Regions from separate parts of the Homo sapiens genome. Here region 2 is linked to region 1. A link is a contact called in ENCODE Hi-C or POLR2A ChIA-PET data. All regions are on one chromosome and are shown on one strand. Each heading gives the region's core, a stretch centred on a gene start or an enhancer-like site at or near the end of the contact. The rest is flanking DNA. Distances are from core to core; before and after follow the strand shown.

The links. Hi-C counts contacts between places; a loop is a spot of excess contacts on that map. ChIA-PET counts read pairs that join two places held with the same protein, here RNA polymerase II (POLR2A). Pooled maps may share reads with other maps.
Region 2: a loop to region 1 is called in a pooled map, with 2.0 times the contacts of the local background. The contact joins the promoter of LINC02381 here to the enhancer-like site in region 1. A Hi-C loop is called at or near these places in 1 of 50 pooled maps. POLR2A ChIA-PET finds 5 or more read pairs at or near these places in 3 of 52 experiments (A673, GM12878 and WTC11).

Annotation. Positions count from the first base shown.
Region 1 is chr12:53,964,679-53,967,378 of GRCh38, reverse strand. HOTAIR (HOX transcript antisense RNA) reads left to right here. Exons shown (of 7, transcript NR_186241.1): 3 at 1-110; 4 at 1,002-1,103; 5 at 1,292-1,415. Among named protein-coding and RNA genes, the nearest start is that of HOXC11, 7.1 kb to the left of the region's middle. RefSeq lists an enhancer at 94-998. Within about 2 kb of position 1,423, at least 2 of the 41 ENCODE cell types and tissues checked have a DNase peak (open chromatin) inside an H3K27ac peak, as active enhancers do.
Region 2 is chr12:54,124,642-54,127,341 of GRCh38, reverse strand. LINC02381 (long intergenic non-protein coding RNA 2381) reads right to left here and starts at 1,271. Exons shown (of 2, transcript NR_026656.1): 1 at 730-1,271. FAM242C (family with sequence similarity 242 member C) reads left to right here and starts at 947. Exons shown (of 3, transcript NR_170197.1): 1 at 947-1,015; 2 at 1,529-1,582. RefSeq lists enhancers at 1-263, 264-897.

The DNA of each region.
Region 1 (2,700 bases), core at 174-2,673:
GCACTGAGGCCTGGGAGTTCCACAGACCAACACCCCTGCTCCTGGCGGCTCCCACCCGGGACTTAGACCCTCAGGTCCCTAATATCCCGGAGGTGCTCTCAATCAGAAAGGTAAAGTGGGAGGTGGGGGCAGATCCCAGAGGCCATTTTTCCAGTTGAGGAGGGTGGAGGTGACAACAATTAGAGGCTTTTGGAGCATCAGATTGAACCAGAATTCCCCATCATTGTTTTCTGTGCATCCTTCCCTTCCCTTGCCATTAGAATTTCAATTTAAAAAGCAATGATTAGGCCTTAAAATGTCTCCATGAGCCCAGAGGAGGCGAAAACGAGCTGTGAGGTCCAGGAAAAAGGTAAGTCCTCCGCAGATATCCCCACACCAATTATTTTCCTCTCCTTCTTTCTCTCTGTTCATCCCCAGTGCTACCCTGGAGGAAAAGGATCAAGGATCTCAGTTCGGGATCCTTCCTCCCTGAGCCTTCGAGCTGAGCCTGCCCACTGCCCACCGCCAAAGGCTGTCGCGGCGGATACGGGGCTCTTTCGGTCTCGCCGGGCCGGCTGCGGCGCTGCCTTACGCTCCCGGTCTCCCTGTCTCCCTCCATTCTTGCCTCACCCCTCCCCTAGACCAGCAAATATCCAATATATTTGTTTCTCCGCACGCCAGGCCTCAGCGCAGCCAGCTCAGCGCTCGGGGATCGCTGCCCCCGCACTGGGCCCTTATGCGCTTTGCTTCCAGTTCCACCGACTGCAGCATCTTTCTTTGCTAGCTGCCCGGGTAAAACGCTTCTGTCGCACTTTCCTGCTTCTCCCCCTTTCTTTCCGCCTCTGGATCTGAGAAAGAAATAAAACCAAGCCTCCTACCGCACCAGCCCTCCCCACCCCTGCTGCCTCACTTCTCCTTACCGAGTGTACCGCCTTGTTTTCTGAAGGAAACCGTAACATTCAGACATTTAAGCTGTAAATGAACTTTTCTTTATGACGTTTAATTTTCTCTCCAATTCTTAGGTCCTGCTCCGCTTCGCAGTGGAATGGAACGGATTTAGAAGCCTGCAGTAGGGGAGTGGGGAGTGGAGAGAGGGAGCCCAGAGTTACAGACGGCGGCGAGAGGTACAGAAGACTGGGAGATAGAGAAAAAGAGAGGCGGGGGAAGGGAGGGGGAGGAAGGAGGGAGGGAAGGGTCCCCAGCTGGCGGGGAGCGGAGCCAGAGAGAGAAAAAGAGAGAAAAGTTTCCCGGAGTCTTCATTAGTTGATTTCCCTGTCCGCCGCTTTCCCCGGCCGGCTCACCCCCGGTAAAGGAAGGAGGGGCGTCTTTATTTTTTTAAGGCCCCAAAGAGTCTGATGTTTACAAGACCAGAAATGCCACGGCCGCGTCCTGGCAGAGAAAAGGCTGAAATGGAGGACCGGCGCCTTCCTTATAAGGTACGATGCTAACTTGACCTTCACTTTGTCATGGCGCCCCCGCCCACCCAGACTGCTGCAGGCGCCCGGGCGAGGGAGAGCAACAGCCGACCCTTGCTTCTGCCTCCCTCCCGCCTCTTTTTATCTTTCGATCCTTCTCTCTCGTCTTTCTTATTTTCATTTCCCTCCTGTCTTTTTCTTCCTCTTTTTTCTGTCTTTTCCTTTTCATTTCCTTCCTTCCTTCTTTTTCTCCTGCTGTTCTTCCTGCCCCCTTTCTTTCACTCATTCTTTTTACCCTTGCCGGCTGGTTTCATAGCTTCCCTGGGTTCTCTCTTGCCTTGTTCTCAGGCACTTCCTTGATCTCTTTCTCTCTCTTCCCAGCCTTCTGGTCCCTTCTGGTCTCAAATCCCGGAAACAACAACAACACAAATATTTTCAGTCCTTCCTGCATCCCTACCCTGAACTGGCCTTCACAGCCCCAGCCTGGCTTTTGCCCCACCCAGGTGTTCCTGGGGGAGAGGGGGAAGGCCAATTTAGGATCAAAAGAGGCTTCACTTTGGGACCAGTGCCCACTTGGGGATGACAATGAAATTGGTTTGGATAAGACCCTGTCTTCCTCACATTGGCCCCACCTGCAAAGTCTCTGTGACCCTAGTGGCCTTGGACTGAGAGCAAAGCCTCAGGCTGGGGGGGCATGGGGAAAGCAGATCCCACAGCTCCTGAAACTATGGGGAGGGGAGCAGAGTTCAAGTACCAAATTGTGGTTCACCCTTCTCTGGCTTTCAGCCCCTAAAATCTTAGAGCTTTCCCTTAAGACATCTGAGGAGGAGATTTAGAGAACTAGGGATTTATAGAGATTAAAGCATATGTAAAAATAGGATAGAGAAAGACTATAAGGGCCTCTCCACCTTGTCTATTGCTGCCTCCCAGGCTCCAGCCGAGCCTCTGACATTAACTCTAATCATATCTTGTTTGGCTATAAAATAATATTATTGATACCCCTGTAATTATCTATTATCCCCTTACTTGTAATGATTACAATACTAGAGGAGGCAGGTCTATGCTGACAAAGTAAAGCCAAGCAAATATCCTGGAAAATGAAACTAAATCAGGGGCATTCAAACTCGATCTCTTGTGCGTTCTTGAGTATGTTCCAAAATCTATAAGCTCCTGCCTAGGGCCTCCTTGATTTAGGAATAGCCATTTTGTAGGGCTTAGGGTGATGTTGGGAGACCCTACTGTCTCCTTTTCCTCTACATCCCATACACCCCTGGCCCCTCCTCCTCTGCACAGACATCAGAGAGGG
Region 2 (2,700 bases), core at 22-2,521, 160 kb before region 1:
TGACTCAAATTGGATTCAGAAAAAAAAAAAAAAGATTTTTGGGAGTTATTCCCTCTCTCAGATCACTCCTAACTTAGAATCAACGTAAGGGCCCAGGACAGCAGGGGACCGCTCTGGGCGGATCCCCCGCCCCGTCCCGGCAGAGTCGGCAACTCGGGCTGGCATTTCCTTCCCTTTCCGCGGGGCGTGTCTGGGGATCTCCAAGCGTCTCTAAGGGCCTGCTGGGGTGAGCGGGTTTGGGACGCGGCTGGGTTTTTCTAGGCTGGTAATCGGTCCCGACTGGGGAATAAGCACACACATCCTTCCTTCAGTACGGGAAGCGGAGCACCCTCTCTCCCACTTTAGCCCTCGAAACCCCAACTCCGCTCCCTTCTCCATCTCCCCTCAAAAAACTTTTCCGAAGTTCCCCCAAGTTGCGTTTGAGGAAAGAAGTCGTCTCCCTCAGACTCTGGGTTTCTCGGCCCCTAACCCTCCCCTCAATCCTCAGTTTCGGAAGCAACCCTCCCCCTCCCCTGCCAGCTACCACCTTAGTCCCTAAACTCGGGGAGGAAAGCTGCTCTGACCCCATGCATCTGACAGAAGCCCAACCCCAGCCCAAATTTCTCCCGGGGGAAGGCAGATTAATATGTCAGCCTGCAGGGGAAACAGGGGTAAGGGGAGGGAGAGACCGGGACGGGGAGAGACAGATTGTTCTCGGGCTGAATCGCACCCGTCCCGGGCCCAGCTTACCTGCTCCGGACAGGCTCATCTAGATTTCCATCCTGCCAAAAGTTTGTCCTTCTCTCAAACGATTCCGGGAGGAGCGCAAACTCGGCTCTTGGGGAGGGCAGGCGGGCCGGGTACCCTTGAAGGCGCAGGCGCCTGATACAGAGCAGGCCCCGGGGAAGCAGGACTCGGGGGCACGGTCGCCAAAGTGGGGACCCGAGCAGCGATCCGGAGGGAGAGCATTCAGGCGCCCGGGCTGGGGGCTACACTGCTGGCGCGGGATGGCCCAGGACAGAGTGGGCGCTATAGCGTGAGTGGCCATCAGGGCCGGGCGGGCCCGGGGAACTGGAGGGAGAGGTCCCTGGGTCCCTGGCGACGTCTCTCGCTTTCTCCAGTTTCTGCCGTGCTGGTGTGCCCCAGCCCACAACATTCCCTCGACCTCTTCTGGGGCGGCGCTCAGGGCCCCCACATGGCGAAAAGGGAGGGTGAAGGGATGAGGCGCCCCTCCCGCCTTAGCCCCTCCTCAGCCCCCACGCCACAGCCCCCCCTTTCTCCCCAGAGCCGAGGGACAGACAGAGAATTGCGACTAGAATTCGATCGATTGGTACGAGGGACCACGTGGCCAGGGGCTGGCCAATGACCAGGCCGCCCGGGATGAGCTAATAATGGAAGCAATTTGTAACTTTCAGTAGCTCTCTAGGCCTGGGTACCGGAGGGAGGGAGGCGGGCAGAGGAGGGGAGATGGGCACCCCCAGTCTTTCCATCCTCCTCATTCGTCTAGGGGCACCCGAATCCCCTATTCCTTATTTCCCCTATCACTCAGGCACTGGCAGGGTCCTTGGCCCACTCCTGTTGGCCGCCGCGGCTCCAAAGCGAGGTAAGCTGGTCCTCTACCCCTCAAACTCTTCACAACCCTCACCCCGTTTACTAGCACCTGCAAACCACAGCCTCCCTTCCTGTCCCATTCGTGAATTTAAATCGGATTTTGTTTTTCCTCTTAGTTGAAAGAAAAAAAATATGTTTGTATTCTTTTGTGTAACCTATCTTGGATTTGGAGAAAATTTTAATTCAAATTAATACACTTATATTGGGGGGGGTGAGTGGTACTTTCTTCCTTTTCAATAAATTTGTATACTTGCTACTTTATGGAGAGTTTACTTTTCTTTGGGGATGAGTTACACCTTATGTTTTCACATGTGTTACTTCTTTAATGATAAGTTCAACTCCTTTCTCCATTCCATCCTCCAATTTTGCTATTTATAAATATCACCTAATAGATTTAGAGTTTATTCATTTTTCTCCTCCCTCACTAGTTTTTCAGCTGTTACAGAATCACCACAATTTATTTTCCTCTGTGTGTGGATGAGGTTTTGCGTTGATTCCTCTTTTTGTTTTGTAAATGAATTTATTGTTTGGGAAACTCTTGGGGGGTGTGTGTGTGTAAAAAAGGTCTTTTGATTAATTCCAACCTCTCCTCTTCTGAAGAACAATTTGCTTGAAATGTTTTGTGTATTTTCCTCGTTTTTATTTGTTTAAATTTGAGGTATTTTACCTTCTTTAAAACCTGGCCTCTTTTTAAAATTTAACCTTTTGCATGTTAAACCATTTTTAAGGTTTTTATTTTATAAACTTCAATGGTTAGTAGATTTACTTGCCTTTCCCTGACCTCCTTCACGCGCCTGCCTCCTCCATCTCAGAACTCCCATCTCCAGCTTCCACAATTCTCAGCTTCCAACGGACTCATCCTCCCCTCTCCTCCCAGCCAAGGAGGGATGCCTGGGAAGTAGACAGTGTCCTTCTTGGGTCAGAACCTATGCTCTGGTTCTAGTTCAGGACACCTCCAGTCTGACCTCCAAGCCGGCAAAACGAGTGAGAGCAGAATTTCTGTTCAACTTTTTCATTTGGGACTAAGTTCTTTACACTTGGCTGTATTCTGGAGAACTCTGATACATGAAATTGAATTTTAAATTCTCATTTTTTCCCTAAATTCTAAGA